2 separate regions of the Mus musculus genome follow, and region 2 is linked to region 1. Evidence: chromatin loops called from intact Hi-C (ENCODE). Cell type or tissue: heart. All regions are shown on one strand.

Evidence for each region. A loop is a pair of places that touch in the nucleus more often than their neighbours do. Peaks named below come from ENCODE experiments on the same cell type or tissue, not always from the same donor. Only the 100,000 strongest peaks of a DNase experiment are listed, where the experiment ranks them.
Region 2: it touches region 1 in a loop (4-fold over the local background); 20 of 42 quality-filtered maps call a loop at or near these places.

What each region holds. Positions count from the first base shown.
Region 1 is chr17:74,806,348-74,814,347 of GRCm38, reverse strand. The region is part of intron 13 of Ttc27 (tetratricopeptide repeat domain 27); the gene reads right to left. Among named protein-coding and RNA genes, the nearest start is that of Ttc27, 93 kb to the right of the region's middle. In heart, CTCF peaks have their summits at 3,133 and 3,333 (motif pointing left); no DNase peak of the experiment used is centred here; H3K27ac peaks cover 725 bases.
Region 2 is chr17:75,367,758-75,375,757 of GRCm38, reverse strand. The region is part of intron 31 of Ltbp1 (latent transforming growth factor beta binding protein 1); the gene reads right to left. Among named protein-coding and RNA genes, the nearest start is that of Rasgrp3, 64 kb to the left of the region's middle. In heart, CTCF peaks have their summits at 1,248 (motif pointing right), 3,200 (motif pointing left), 5,445 (motif pointing right) and 6,224 (motif pointing right); no DNase peak of the experiment used is centred here; H3K27ac peaks cover 265 bases.

The DNA of each region.
Region 1 (8,000 bases):
CAATATCCAAAATTTCACAGGGTACCAAAAAGATATCCTTACTTCCAGACAAGTAATTTTAAGAACATGACTCCCCTATTACCAAAAGATAGGATGGATGTTTTTGGTTGTTTGACATGTAATGGTTGTTTATCATCTAGAGTGGTTGGCTGATACTGGTTATGGTCCGGGAGGAAACAAAACAATGTTTAAATCAGAGATCTTTCTCTTCTATCTAAAAATGGAGAAAAGGAGGGGAAATGGGGACTAACAATAAATAAATAAATAAATAACCAATTAGCCTACTAGTCTTAAATATTTTACTTTGGCATAGGTGTATAATGATAGAAATTTAAGATTGTTTTGTTCGACTATTGTCTAATAATAGAAATTTAAGGTCGTTTTGTTTCATTATTGTATTTCGATGGAAATTTAAGGTTGCTCTGAATATTTAATGATAAAATTTTAAGGTTGTTTTGCTTGACTTCTGTTTGATATGTTGTATACAAGCACCTTATCTAAAATATGGTATAAAGTTCTAGTTTTATGGTTCTCATAATTATTTCTATTGCATGTAGGTTGTTAATGACAGAGAAAAAGACAACTCTTATTAAAAAAAAACAGAATGGGGGATATGAAGTGAAAATTTCCGGTTTCTTTAACAACTCTGTTGTGTACTCTGTTGTGTCACATGCTTTTTGGAAGGTGTCTTTGTAAGAGGGTGTCTTAGTCAGGGTTTCTATTCTTGCACAAACATCATGACCAAGAAGCAAGTTGGGGAGGAAAGGGTTTATTTGGCTTACACTTCCATGCTGCTGTTCATCACCAAAGAAGTCAGGACTGGAACTCAAGCAGGTCAGGAAGCAGGAGCTGATGCAGAGGCCATGGAGGGATGTTCTTATTGGCTTGCCTCCCCTGGCTTGCTCAGCCTGCTCTCTTATAGAACCCAAAACTACCAGCCCAGAGTTGGCACCACCCACAAGGGGCTTTTTCCCCTTGATCACTAATTGAAAAAATGCCTTACAGTTGGATCTTACAGAGGCATTTCCTTAACTGAAGCTCCTTTCTCTGTGATAACTCCAGCTGTGTCAAGTTGACACAAAACTAGCCAGTACAGAGGGCATGTGATGCTTTGCTGAAAACAGACCCTTGAGAGGATGTGTGATGTCTAGAAAGAAGATAAATGGAAGGCCATAAACTGAGAGGATGCTCTTGCACTCTTCTTCACTAGTCCTCACTTCATAGAATTACATCAAAGGAATTCTCAGGGTGTTCCAGCTCATTCTGGCTGCTTGCCTTGCTGTTTCTGTTAAATCAAGTTGCCACTACTGATCTGTATTTGGTGTTTGTTATTGAACTGGACTGCTGGTATCCTGACAACAAAGAGTGGAACTGCTCCCAAGGAACTACTTCAAACAGGTCCACAACCCCCTTTTCCTCTTAATCACCTTTCTCCCCTACCTCTGATCAGTGGGCTAGAAGGGAGGTTGGAGCATTTAAGAATCCTAAATAAAGTAGATTTTGAAAATATCTAAGCCTACAGACCACCCCTCAGGAAGGCAGGATTACCCCCAGGAAGGCAAGCTCATCTTAAACCATGCTATAGAAACAGTAGAATAATGAGCCCTTTGATGACGTATTCTCCTCCAGCCTCGAGTACAGTCAAGAGCCTCAGTGACTCTGTGAGCGTGCCCACTTTTCTGAGTACAAATGTACAGCTTTTCTTTTCCCTTTTTTTTCTCTTTAAGGTGCTGGCCAGAACCTAAATATGCCTTTTCTAGTACATTGGGCTTCCTTACTCTTTCTCTCTCTAAACAACATCTCCAAGCCCCTATGTGTCACCATGTGTCTCACCTCCACACCAGCTTAACTCAAAGGACAGGGTATTCCTTATCTCTCCAGTCTCCTCCTCCAGACAGCTGTTGGGATTTACAGCTTGCCTGCTCTGCGAATTTTTTTGAATACTAATAAAATTATACATAATTTTCCATTAAAGTCTATTCTAAAATTACCTTATTAATGGAACTAAGAACCCAAAATTTCTGTTAACAATAGTATATACTAATTTTGCCTAGCCACATCTCATTCCAACCTTTCATATACTATAATCATTCCTGTTCCCTCTTTCTAGTCACCTTAACAAGCATCTACTAAGTATGCCAGGCCCTGACACTACGAGCTTTCCATTTACAACTTCATGTATTCCTCACAGAAACTCTGCTAGGTAATGAATGTCACCCTCATTAAGGAAATGCTGAACATAGGAGGTGTTCAACCACATCAGTGTTACTCCAAGCCTCACCCTCCCCACCGCACCACACTGCCTCTCAATATACCATCCTACCCGCACATGAGCTATGGTTTATGACAATACACCTGTCTTAGTTAGGGCTTTACTACTGTGAGCAGACACCATGACCAAGGCAACTCTTATAAAGGCAGGATTTAATGGAGGCTGCTTACAGGTTCAGAGCTTCAGTCCATTATCATCAAGGCAGGAGCACTGCAGCATGCATGCAGGCACAGTGCAGGTGTCTACATCTTCAACTTCAGGTCACTAGGAGAATACTAGCTTCTAGGCAGCTAGGACTCGGGTATTAAAGCCCACACCACCCACAGTGACACACCTACTCCAAGAAGGCCACACCTCCTAATAATGTCACTTCCTAGCCCAAACATACAAATCATCACACCACCCCAGTCACCAGTACCGAAAGACGGGGGGAAATAATGCAGTAACATGTACCTTCAGAACACAAATGAGTCCTTCCCCAAAGGCTGCCTTGTCAGGCCATGCACAGACAGAGAAGCAGCAACAGAGGGGTGGGCATGTTCAGATGGAGGGGAGCATCAAAAGGGTCTTGCCAAAAATGGAAACAAGCACTTGGCAGAAAGGCTCTGTTGAGATTTCTATAGAGCTCACACATCTAGAGCAAGCCAGGAGGCCATTGCTATTGCTGGCCATGACCTATGGAAGCCAGAGTCCACTGTATGGGAGTCAATGCAAAAAACAAAAGCAAAACAACTGTTTATTTTAAATAATGTGATGCCTGTATTTAAATAATGATTGCTTAAATATTTTAAATAACTTAAAACAAAAAACAAAAACAAAACCACAAGTGGCTGGAATATGGCCCCCTAGCATCAGAGAGAGTATAACAGAAGTGAGCAGACGATGGCTGACTCAGGAGACTCTGAGCACCTGCGTGGCTTCAGCTGTAATACGCAACCTCAGAGACTCAGTTCCTGGATGTTAAGGGGGGGGGGGTGTTAAACCAGGCTATAATTCCAAGGCTCTGGGACTCCCCAGAAGTGATAGGGTTCTGAGGTACACTGGTGCCATCTAGTGGTGGGATAAATACATTGGTCATACAAGACAGTATTTGGAATCAGCAGATTTGAAGAGATATAAAGGGAGTCTATTCAATTAGAGGCCTTAGAAATCAATTCAAAAGAGGCCAAGAGAAAAACATGGTCTATAGAGGAAGTTTACTCAAAGCTTCATGATTACTAGTTTCTGGAGTGCAGTGTTGGGTAGTGAGGAGAGCAATTACAGCACTTTATAAACTTCAACACCAAAAATAGAAATTAGCCATCTAAGGCCACTAGAGAATGAGTAAAATTACTTTTATGACTAAAAAGATAACTTTACAGCACGAAGGAAACAGACAGAAATACCACTTGCTTGGATATCACAATTTCCTTTTGTTTTGTTTTGTTTTGTTTTCAAGACAGAGTTTCTCTGTGTAGTCCCGGCTGTCCTGGAACTCACTCTGTAGACCAGGCTGACCTTGAACTCAGAGATCTGCCTGCCTCTGCCTCCCAAGTGCTGGGATTAAAGGCGTGCACCACCACTGCCTCGCCAGTTTTCTGACTTGCTACCCAGAGTTCCTTCTTCCTAAGGGACTGGGGGGCTTGGGGGTGGGAATGGGGCGCTGTCCACATGAATAAACAAGTTCACAATTTCTGCTATGTCCCTTCGGGACCAACTGGTTGGCGTCTGTCTGTCACATGAACTAAAGGTTAACATAATCTAGCCCTAAAGGCACGCCCCGTTCTCTATCCTGTGCCTTCTTCCCTACCTCAGTCTCATGGCACAAATGAAAACAAGCTGTTGAATATAGTTCAACAAACAGGAAATACCCTTAGGCCAAATCCAAGATCACTGCCACCTCTGTTTGGTAGTGGCTTTCCCCAAGACATGCTCCATGCTCTTAAGTCGTGCATCACCATACTTGCACTCTAATATTCCCCTCACTGAAGGAGAACACTCTTTAACCTGTCAGTTTTACTGTCTCCCTAAGGGGATAGTTTCCTTAATTTTCCTTTTACTGTTGTAAAAGAATTCTACTATTGGTTGTTTAATGCTGTTTCTTGTTTGGATGTTTACAGCTATTCTGTTATTTGCCTCTTCTTTCCAGAAAACTTACACCACGTAAGTCATCTGCTCCCGAGACCTTCCCAGAAGGTTTATCTCCCTGTTGGCTACAGATAACGGGCAAGAGTGATTTCTCTCATCACCTTGCAGAGCAACAGGCGGGAGAGACAGTTGCACGTTTGCTGCAGAGAGCTGACTGCACCAGAACTGAGCTAGCCCATACGTATGCTGGCTCTGCTTTTCCGAGCAGTGGAGTGATTGCAGACTCGGCTTTCCACCTTATGCAGGCACAGAACAGACCGGCCTGTGCCATGCCTCTGGGGTTCCTAGGTCTCAGAACCAAGCAGGCATCAGGCAGGGTTTCCACCTTCCCCACTCTATCACGGCCCAGACGCTACCACAGGGTTCTTGGCAGCTGTAAAATTAAGCCTTAGGAGTTTCTTTCTTTTTTTTCCCTTCCTTCCTTTCTTTTTTTTTTCCTTCCTTCCTTTCTTTTTTTTATTGCTAGCCAATATGAGAAAGAAAGAAAAAGACTCTTTTTTTTCTGTACATATTATTCACATATGTCCATCCTGTCTGCTCTTTGAAAAGGGAACACCAACCTCCTTGAATTTTCTACCACAAGTAATAACTTTACGACAGAAATTATTGGGTCACATTTCAAATGTAGATACTTTATCCTTTCAAAAACTAAAATGAGTCAGGCATAGTGTCACATGCCATAAACCCAGTGTTAGGGAGGCTGAAGCAGAAAAATGACAAGCTCAAAGCCAACCTAGCCTACACAGTAAGATCCTGCCTCAAAACAAAAACCACTAAAAGGACAGGCAACATTTGCCCTGTACATAAGGGTGAGTATGGCCCAGGCCTTGGGATGAACCATGATTCAAAGGTCTGACTCACAGGGAGAGCTCAGGAGATTCACTGGGCACCCTGTGCCAGACAGCTCCAATCTTACAACTTTATTCTGCTTCTTCCAATAGCCCAGTGACTCTTTGTTGACGGGAAACAACGTCTACGCTAACAGCTGAAGGTATTCAGGACGCTCTAGACTTGGCCTTGGCCAATATGGCACTGTGTCCTCCACAATCTCCTACAGAGGTCAAACCGAGAAGTTAAGAGCTCTGAAGCTAGGGCAAATGTCCAGGCTGAATATCAACTCCTGTCTTCATCAACTACAGCGGCTGGTACAAACTGACACTTCTAATTCTTCATCTATAAAGTTAGTAAAAACATTAAGGATCTTGGTGATTGTGCCGCTGGCTAAGAGTATCTACAGAGTGCTTAAAAGTCAGTACCTGAAGCCTGGTCATATGTAAAACTCCTTGCTGTGTTACTATTAGGATAGAATAGAATAAAGTCAGAACTCTACAGTCACCAAGAATCTTTGCTTTCTAAATGACTGGTGTTTGCACATGCAGAATATATTATTCCCAGAAGACATGCCCCCAGTTTCACTTCTGTGAATCTAACCCTTCTTTAAGTGCTCAGTGAAAATCACTTCTCCATCAGGCCTTTCCTGACCATCCATTGTTGCTTCATTCGCCTCTAGGCAGCAAAAGCACACTGCCCATTTATTCTACCACTGCTCACAGGGGACTCACACCTCTCCTCTCCCCACTGACACACAAAAAACAAAGGATTGCAAGCCTGCATCTTAACAAGCTTTTGCATCTCTCAATACTGCTAAAGGAATCCACGTTACATCCTAGCTTAGATCATCAGTGCTTTAAAAAGCTCCAGTCTCAGGAAAGCATTAGTCCCGTTGACTGCCCCCTACCACTCAGCACTGCCACTGGCTTCCCTTCACCTTTGTCCACCAGTGTTTCACTTCTGCCTGCAATAAAACAAGGCCGTCTAGTATCTCTTTACTTAGCTGTCTATTCTCGGTTCAGCACTGCATTTGACCACCATCTCCCTAGGAAGCAGGTTACTGATAGTAATCTGCTGTCTCACCGCACCCACTCTTCAGTCCTCAGAGTCTGTTTTTGATCGTCACCAGCAGGCTTCAAGCCAGGGACCAGTTCTTGGCTTTCTATGAATGTTATAGCATTTGGCATCACCCTGATAGTTTCATTTCTATGATCCCTTCCCTTAGTTCTTTCCCCTCTGGCCAATGTGCTGTGTTGACCCGAGTATATTCCATTTCATTTGTATTTCTGGCAGTGTCCTTCTCCTACCTTCCTCCAGTCACTGGAGATGTCCAGAGTACAGGGCTCGGTCTCATATTCTAAGCTGGTACAATGTTCTCTAAGACATTTGCTTACTACTGCAGTTTCAATTTAAGTCCGAGGAGCAGCATCTGCATGCTCTATACAATGGCTTTTCACTCAGGCTTTTAGCTCTAAGGGACTGTCAGCTATCTTTGCTTTAACACAGCACCGTCACCTCCTATTTAACACCCAAAACCATATCACATCTCCTGCAAAAAGGTACTTTCCCTTCTTCCTGAATTTCCTGTGGCTAATTTAAGAGACATCTGAGTCAGGAGATGTTGCTGCGTAGTATAATGTATAGTTGCCATGTGCCAACACTCGGGTTCAATCCCCCTGTACTACACACAGACACAGACACAGACACAGACACAGACACAGACACAGACACAGACACACATACACACACAGCATCTGGCATTCACACTGGTTCCAAGGCTTCCTTCAATCATGCCAATCCAAGGGTAAACTCGAAAATTTTCCTTTGTAGCAAACCTCAACCTATTCTTGCTCCTTCCTGCTCCTGCTCCTTCCTGCTCCTTCCTGCTCCTGCTCACAGCTGAAGTCACAGTTAAACTTTCAACAATACTATGTGTGCCGTCATTTACACAAAATCACAATAGAGTCCCCTACCCGTAGAGTTAGATAACCCTAAAGCAGGGCCTTAAGTGGTTCACAAACTGGTTCTCCTTTTGTTCTTTTCCAGCACAAGCTCTTTGCTCTCTGCTCATAGGCTGGCCCAGCTAATGCATGCCACATCTGCACCTGCTCTATGGCAGGCCATTGATACTGTTTAGTCACATAACTACGTAACCACCTATCCAAGCAACCACCTTTCCGAAAAGACAAAGAATACTAAAACAATTTCAAATTGATGATTTTTAAAAAGCATATCTATTAACTATTTAGCAGTTGTTGATTTTATCATGTTGGGGGATTTAAAGACTACTGTATTTAAAAACCCCAAATCAAATATCTATCAAGTATGTTGGTTCAAATATAATCCAGGACTCAGGAGGCCGAGGCAAGAGGACTGTGAATTCTGGACCATTTTGGGAGACAAAGTGAGTCAGTATCTCATCATACTGCCACCACCACTATTAGCAACAACACAGAAGCCGCTTACCAGGAAATACATGAAGCAAAATGGCATCTTATTGTGTGCAATTTGTGTCCTCTAAAACAAGTAACTTCATCGTCAATATCTGTCTAGCATACATGAATTTATAGCAGCACTTAGAAATGTTAGATTTGTCCCATGACAGATGGAATTTTATCCAGAATTTTAATACCTTTTATCCAGAATGTTTGAATAGATCAAAACCCTACACTATTACAACAAATTAATCTATTAAAACTAATTTTGCTCATTTTCATTTGCCCTATATAAAAAGTGAAATGCTAGAGAAAAACAAAAAAGAAAAGATCCT
Region 2 (8,000 bases), 560 kb before region 1:
AGATTTATTGTTTAAAAAATTGTGGTTCTGGGAATCAAATCAGGACGTCAAGCATGCTAGGCTCAAGTTCTACCTCTGGGTCCCACCCCTATCTCGGGCTGCTCTTTAAGCTCTTGTTAGCAGCTTTCCCCCAGTCATAAGGGGTGCAATCTGTCGTGTTGCTGGAAGGGAGAATGGATCAACCAAGTACCTGTCATTTACCAATGCTTGCCAGAGCTGGCCAGAGGTTAACTTTTAAAAGGCAGTAGCTGGCAGCTCGGCTCTATCCACAGTAGACTGGGAAAGGGTTTTTAAAGAAAAGGTAAGAGGACATGCAACCTTATCAGTTGAAAACCCCAGGCACACTTGGGGCTGTGGGCTTTTCCGAGCTGTTCTTACAGACATTTTTAGAGCAGACCACAACTGGCTCCGCAAAGAAGGAGAAGCAAACAAAACCTTGAACAACAACAGCAACAACAACGAACCCGGCAACCTTGTATGTAAAATATTTGAAACCCAACTCAGAGTAAACCCGTCAGATCAAGCTGGCACTGAAATGGAAACTTCTAGAAAACTGGACCCAGCATCTCAGATTTCAAAATGGAAAGCCGAGCCTGCTAAAGTAGTTACTTTAGAGATCAACCAGATTTCTTGTATCTCCCAACAACATCATTGGACTTTGGCCTGGTTTATTTCATTTTCTGCCTTCTTTTCTCTACTTTGGCTTGCTAACTTAGACTCAGATATGACGTTAGTGCTGTTCCCTCTCTTGACTGCTTAGCATTACTGAGTGTAGCCAAACCATTGCTGGCACACAAACAGTGTAGTCCCTGGAAAAAAAAAAGCATGGCTTAAATGTCCATCCCCTCATCCAAGCTATCCACAAGTGCTCATGTGCCCTATGACCTCCCAGTGACTGTGGTTAGGGACATTGGACCTTATCACTGTATTCAGGCTGCAGTCTAAGTCTAACGACCTTGAAGGGCCTCTCGCATACCTGCTGGTCCTCTACACTCCAGGGAGCCAGGCTCAGACCACAGCTCATTGTCCACACTTTGCCTTGCTCTATCAGGGTCTGTTATTTTTAGACAACCCCTACTCTTAGGCAAACCATGTTTATTTCTCTACTTAACATATTTTAAAGAAATGGCTACAATGCGATCTCGTAACCTGAATGGGGTCTCCTAGTGTGCTTCTTTTCCACTAATGCAACCACCAGAGCACGTTTTCTGTTTGTTTTGTCTCTTAATGTCCTGAGTACTCTGTCTGCATGCACACCTGCATGCCAGAAGAGGGCATCAGATCCCTTTATGGATGGCCATGTGTGCCATGTGGTTGCTGGGGATTGAACTCAGGACCTCTGGAAGAACACCCAGTGCTCTTAACTGCTGAGCCATCTCACCAGCCCCAGAGCACAGTTTCAGGCTGTTTCCAGCATCTCACTCCTGTCTACCTCCCCCATTTTATACCTGACCCCACTGTTATTTATGTCTGTTCATCTAGTCCAGTGGTTCTCTACCTGTGCGACACGACCCCTTGGCCAAACGTCTACCTCCAAAAATATTTACATTATGATCAAGACAGTAGGAACCACGAAAATAATTTTATAGTTGTGGGGTCACCACAACATGAAGAACTATACTAAAGATTGCAGCACTGGGAAGGCTGAGAGCCATTGATGGAGCCACTTTCCCAGGTCAGCTATCCCTTTCCCATTTCAGAGACAGGGACCACAAAAACACTGTCCACAGGGAACCTTCAGCATGGTGGGGAGGCTCAAGATAAGACCTAGTTCCTGTGGGTGACAACAAGCAGTTGGATAGAGTTGAATTGATTCTGTCCTATTAACACTTAGGAGCCAACTCATAGAAAGCTAATTACAAAAACCAATGCACGTGACAGCCACACGATCCTAGTCACACGGAGACAGTAAAGACACATGGGGCTGGAGAGAGCACGATTGCCTCGTGTCTTGGCTCTTGATTCTCCAATAACTGCCTGAGTCAATCTTGGATTTTCTCTACCCAGTGACCTCGGGTGGCCTAAAATGATGATTCTACAGACTGCAGATGTAAGAGGGCCAGTGTATGAACGCTTTCTTCAGAGTGAAGTTCTCCTTCCTGCCCCTGGGTACTATGGATGTGGACTGTGTTTAAAAGAGCTGTGGACTGGGGAAAACCTTGGGATTTCAGTTTGAAAGGTATTTGCTCTAAGAATTAGGACCTTAGGTTGAAAGAGAGTTAAATTAATTTGAATAAGTGAGTGAACAGTATTTAAATATACAAAGAAATTCAAATTACTTATATGTTCTTGAGATAGGGCATCTAGACCAGGCTGCCTTGCACTCGCTATGGAGGACGAGGATTATTTTGAACGCCCTCAGCCTCCTGCCTTTACACCCCTAGTGTTCAGGTCACAGCAGTGCAACTCCATGCTGGGTTTATGTGGTGCTAGGAATCCAACCCAGGGCCTTTCGTTTGGCAGACATGTTCTCTACCAACTGAGCCTCATCCTCAGCCGCTGTATTTAAGCTTGACCTCTCTGATATTAATAAGGCTGTTTAAATATTAAAAATTTTAAGAGCTGTGGGCTATCTTATCAGCTACAGAACTTTCGAGACATCAAGCGGACAATTTATAAGGGAAGGCTTAACAATTTATGACAATGTTAGGACTTATGTACAGCAGGACATATAATGTCTTCCTTGAGACAGAAACAAGAAGAAAGAATAAATGCATTTTCTAGGAGGTTGTTTTAGGGTGAAATGCTGTATATATTCAAGTTAACCGCTTAGAGTCTAGGTTTTACATTTTGTAGATCTAATACATCGAGTGTTCGCTTCAAAAGCTGTCATTAGCTGGCCCTCTACAGGCATGAAGCCTCCCTCGTAGCTCACACGGTGCACTGGTAGAGAAGCCCGCAGGGCACAAGGGAAGCTTCTTTGTCAGCATGCAGAGCTATTGGGGCCATACCCGTTCCTAAATGCTCTGGCACCCTTAAGAGCTCTTCCTAAACTCCCTTGAATGCCCACCTTGAATACTGGTTTGGATGCTTGCCTCCCTTCAAAGAGATGCTGGCACTGTATAACAAGGTAACCATGTAGAACCGGAATGAACTCAACTTATTTTCTAGAAGGGGATTTAATAATAATCACTTAACATAGGGGTATTTACTGTCCTACAACCCAGGCAGTAGCACAGCTAGCACCTGATCGCCACCTTGAGGCAGGTGTTGGTACTGCCATTCTACGCTGGAAGAACCAGGCTAACAGATGTATAGACATAATTCTTTATTGAATGTTGTTTTACAACCACCCCATTGTAAAAAGAAAGCTTTTTTTTTTTTTGCTTTATGGGAGGGGTGATGTTTCATTTTCTAAATAAATACAACAATCTCTCAGTGAGGAACAGTAAAAATTGCAGGCCAGCCATTCCACACAGCATATAATTTCCCTGGACACCAACATTCAACCCCACAGAAGTGAACCCTGCCTTCATGGAATACTTCCAACTCAGCTTAGAAGGCTTGCATGAGCTTCTAGCTTAGCCATCCTCCATTCTACCTGGATCGCAGTTACTTTTCGGGAATCACAGTGTACAGAACATGTGGCCAAAAGGCTGCATGCGCTCACACTAAGACAGGATTAAATTGTCATTAGTTCACAGAGAGCTCTTAATTTTAGATACAGGAGATTTGAAAGCATGTGCCTAGTGCAGCGGGGAGAACCAGTCGTCGAACCAGAGTGGGATCCTGGGTCTCCTAAGAAAACGCGGTGGCCCTCTGCTGTGCTTCCCAAATGGGATGTTCCCGAGTTATTATTAACATTCTCTGGAAAGACATTTCTTGGAAAAGCCCTTACGCCATCAACGCTGAAAGGGTTTTTACAACTATTGCCCAGTTACAATATTTTTTCAAGTGTCGCCTGCAAGTCAAATGTCTGTCTTCCTTCTCACCTCAGGACTGTTACACAACAGCTCACACTGGGATCTTTGAGAACGTGGGAGAGCCAGGCCATGCGAGGATGTGGAAGTCACGGGCTCAGTCATCTCTAAGGCAGAGTCTAAATTCTTTTACTTGGGTAAAACCATATAAAAAGGTGGTGCTAGATTAGATTTACAGCATTTTGACACAGGGAAAGTATCATGCGTATATTTAGGAGACAGATTTAGGAATAAAACACCCTAGTTCACAATTCTGTCTTTCCAAACATAAATTGTGAACACGTCACAAACTTTTTGGCCTACTATAGAGAGTATGTTTGGTAAATAACAAAATGAAGGAAGAAATGTATAGTTTTAAATACATTTAAATTTAAATATAAAGTTTAGATTGAAGTTGAAAGTGAAAACAGGAGAATGATATACAATTTAGATTTGCATCTCAGGAAATGGATCTCTCTTCTTGTCAACCCGAGAAGCACATAACTTACTGGCCATAACACTGGTGTTAAGAGGCAGGTACATGAAGGGCTTATGCAACTTAATCATTTGAAAAGAAAATCCTTTCTTTTAGGTAGCGTCCACCTAAACAGGAGACATTAGGTAATACTGTCATGGATCCTCATGTATATTCACTTCATGCATCTCATGCTATTTATCAGTCACTCATTTAACACCCACACGGGAAACAGAGATGACATAATTACACCTAGTCCCAGCTTTCTGAGTTCAAGTCTCAGGTCAACATTTCTGTTTATTTTAAATGAGATGATTGTATACAATATATATGTATTAAAAACAAACTCAAGTAGTGAAAAGGATATAAATTTATAAGAAGCCATCAACACAGCTATGCATGTTCTTTCTTTGAATGTATTACGCAAAAGACAGTTTACTCAAGTTGTTTTATGCCTCTGTATAAAATATGGCCTATGGCTGGCAATATGGCTCAATGGGTAAAGATGTTTTCTGGCAAGCCTGTTGACCCAGACCTACAGGATCTCACTACACACACACACACACACACACACACACACACACACACATACACACACACACACACACGATAAGTAAATGTAATAAAAGTTTAAAAAATGGCTTAGCAGCATTCTCTACCAGGCTCTGTAGCTGTGCTTCAGTTAGAAAATGCCTGCAGAGTATTCTCCACTGGACAGATGTATCACAGCTCATCAGTCGGCTCCAGACACAGGCAGTTTCATTTCTCCTTATGGTGTTTGGTTTTCTGTCACTCAAACACATCCATAAGATGTGTTCCCCAAAAGAGTTAGTGACCCCAGTATTCATATGCATTTGTATCTTCAGACTGCTTAGTTGCAATCTAAAAGGACAACAATTCTAATATACTGACCACTATTAAAATATGATTGAAATGTGTGCCTTTGTGCCACTGCCATTTCCATTGAGACTGTAACAAAAAAATGAAAGCGAGGGCCACTCTGACCAATAATACCAGAGCTCTCAAGAATGCTTCTAAGGTGGATGTATGCTGTAGTACAAGAGACTACCAACAGGGGGCACTCTCCCAACACTGCAGTTAACCCATTAGTTAACCCATTAGGTAAGCACCTGACATGCATACATTTTAGAAGGGAGCTCTCCATCAAGACCTTATGTTCAGTTACCTTACAACATGGCTTTCTGAATGATTTATCCATCGGGAGTAAAATTCTTTACATAGTCTAATTATAAACACGGCGATTCCTGGGTACTATAGAATCTAGTGTTCAAATGTGTCTGCCTTTCATTGCTCACAGAAAAAAGTTTATCTTCGTTTGATAACAACAGTATATATGTATATATGCATGTATGCATATATATGTATATATATTATATATGTGTGTATATGTATGTTTGTGTGTGTGTGTATATATATATATATATATATATTCCAAAAACATTAAGTTTATGCTTTATTTGGGCAAGAATCATTGGCCAACTGGGTATATATGACCCATGACCCATCCGGCCCGTCAATGTGCATGGCTGACACTGCTTTCATTTGATTTGCAACCCTCACTACTAACTCTAAAACCACGTCCTGTTGCCTGCATCAGCACACCATACAGGAACACTAAAAGGTTTCAGCTTCAATTCGCCACTCTGTTACTTTCATGTTTCAAAAAAAAATGCTGTGCATTTCAAATGCACTTTGAGTTCTGGGGGAGCGAGGACTTGATCACACTAAACCCACAGAGTCTGGAGGCAAGATGCCTGGATCTGACTCTGGCATTGAGCAGGCCTTGACAATGCAGGCTACTCCTCCTCAGCCACATCTCCTCCAGCAGGAGGCAGTGGTTGTGCATCTAAGATAGAGCCAACCGGGCGGGCGCCTTTCAACAATTCCTGGCACCGAGACCCATGAAAACCAAGCAGGAAATGTCTAATCAAAGATCCCACATTCTGATAACTCCGAGTTCCTTCCAGCCTGGCATGAAAACTTCCCAGAGAGCAAAGCCTGCCTCTCCCTTCTCTCATCTGAAATATGGATACAGTGGTTTATTTGGTTTGAACTTATTTGGTTTTCTTAACAGCCTTGCCTTTCAGATTCTCAGTTCACAGGATGATAAATGGATCAAATATCGATGTCCTCCCAAAAGAGACTCCAGCAACTGACATTGTAAGGGCAGGTAGAGAAGGTATTGCAGAAGTGGACGGGAAGAAGAGGAGGCAGGGTGGGAACAAGATAGGGAAGCCTGTGGAGTTCTAGAAGGCAGAGGTTGTTAGCACATGCCACCACACCACTGACACACGCCCTTCACCTTACCACCAATAATCAGGGGCTTTCTCCTAAACGAGCCTGCCATTTGGCCCCTTTAACTAGCTGAAGGCTGCCATCAAATCCAGAATGGCCCCCAAAGTGAACAAAATTACACAAGAACATAGTTCTTCTTGTGTGAGGTTCTCCTAACATAAATCCTTCACCCTCCACTCACTTCCCCCCCCCCATGCAGTGCCAACACACAAGGCAGAGTCTAGCTTCTGAGAGCTCAAGGAATGAGCCACTCCCACAGCCTCCACGTGCCAGTCTTCCCAGACTTGCCGCTTGAGCAAGAGTTAATGCCTATGACCTATTGGACCAGAAGTGTGAAGGCCTGTTTTGAGCCAGAGCTGTACTTTACACGGCACTTTAATGCTCAAAGCTGATGGCAGGCACTGCGATTTATTCTTCAAACTCCCCCAGCCTTGTTTCCATCAGTAACCAATCGTTCCCTAAAACAGGGTGGTCCTCCTTCAGAAACTGGAAGGTTCAGCGATGGCAGGCTGGGTTAATCCAGAGTTTAAATTAACAAAGGACAATGCTGTCCTTCTCAATAGTCTAGAAATGCAGAAATCGTGCGTTTAGAGGACTCAGAGACAGCGTTCCGAGCATGCAGTTTTAAAACGCGCACATTCTTTGGTTCCTCTGAAACACTAGTGACTATCATTGTGAGGGCAGGTTTGAACCTCCTCAGATGCTGCTCAGTGTCTCACTAGCTGTTGGACATACACTGGAGGCATGTTCACCAAGACTTGTCAGAATGCAGAACCCTGTACTCTCATCCTTCCAACCTCAGAACCAGGGCTGGAGTTCAGATGAGACTCTCTGCTCACTGGCTTGATCTTTATGTTTATGGAGCAGCAGTGTAGAAGAGAAAATTGTATAACAACAATCATTTCTACATCCGTGGATTCATGATCAGCTATTAGGTAGCTATATATTTTATAAGAGCCTTTGAATTTGATTACATTAGAAAACACAGCTGACTTGAATCTAGTGTACATGAGTGAGTAAGTGTGTGTGTGTGTGCGCGCGCGTGCGCGAGCTCTTGTACGCCATGTGTGTGAAGGTGCCTGCAGAGGCTAAAAGAGGGCATTAGATCTTCCGGACCTTGGGTTACAGATAGTTGTGAGCCACCTGACATGGTACTGAAAACCAAACTCAAGTCCTCCGGAGTATCAGCAAGTGCTTTCTCTCAGTCATTGAGCTACCTCTCCAGCTCTGATGTGAATGTCTCTTCTGAAAACCCATTCGATGACATTGAATTACACAAGGTGTTTGGCTCACCAGTCACAGGCAGTAAA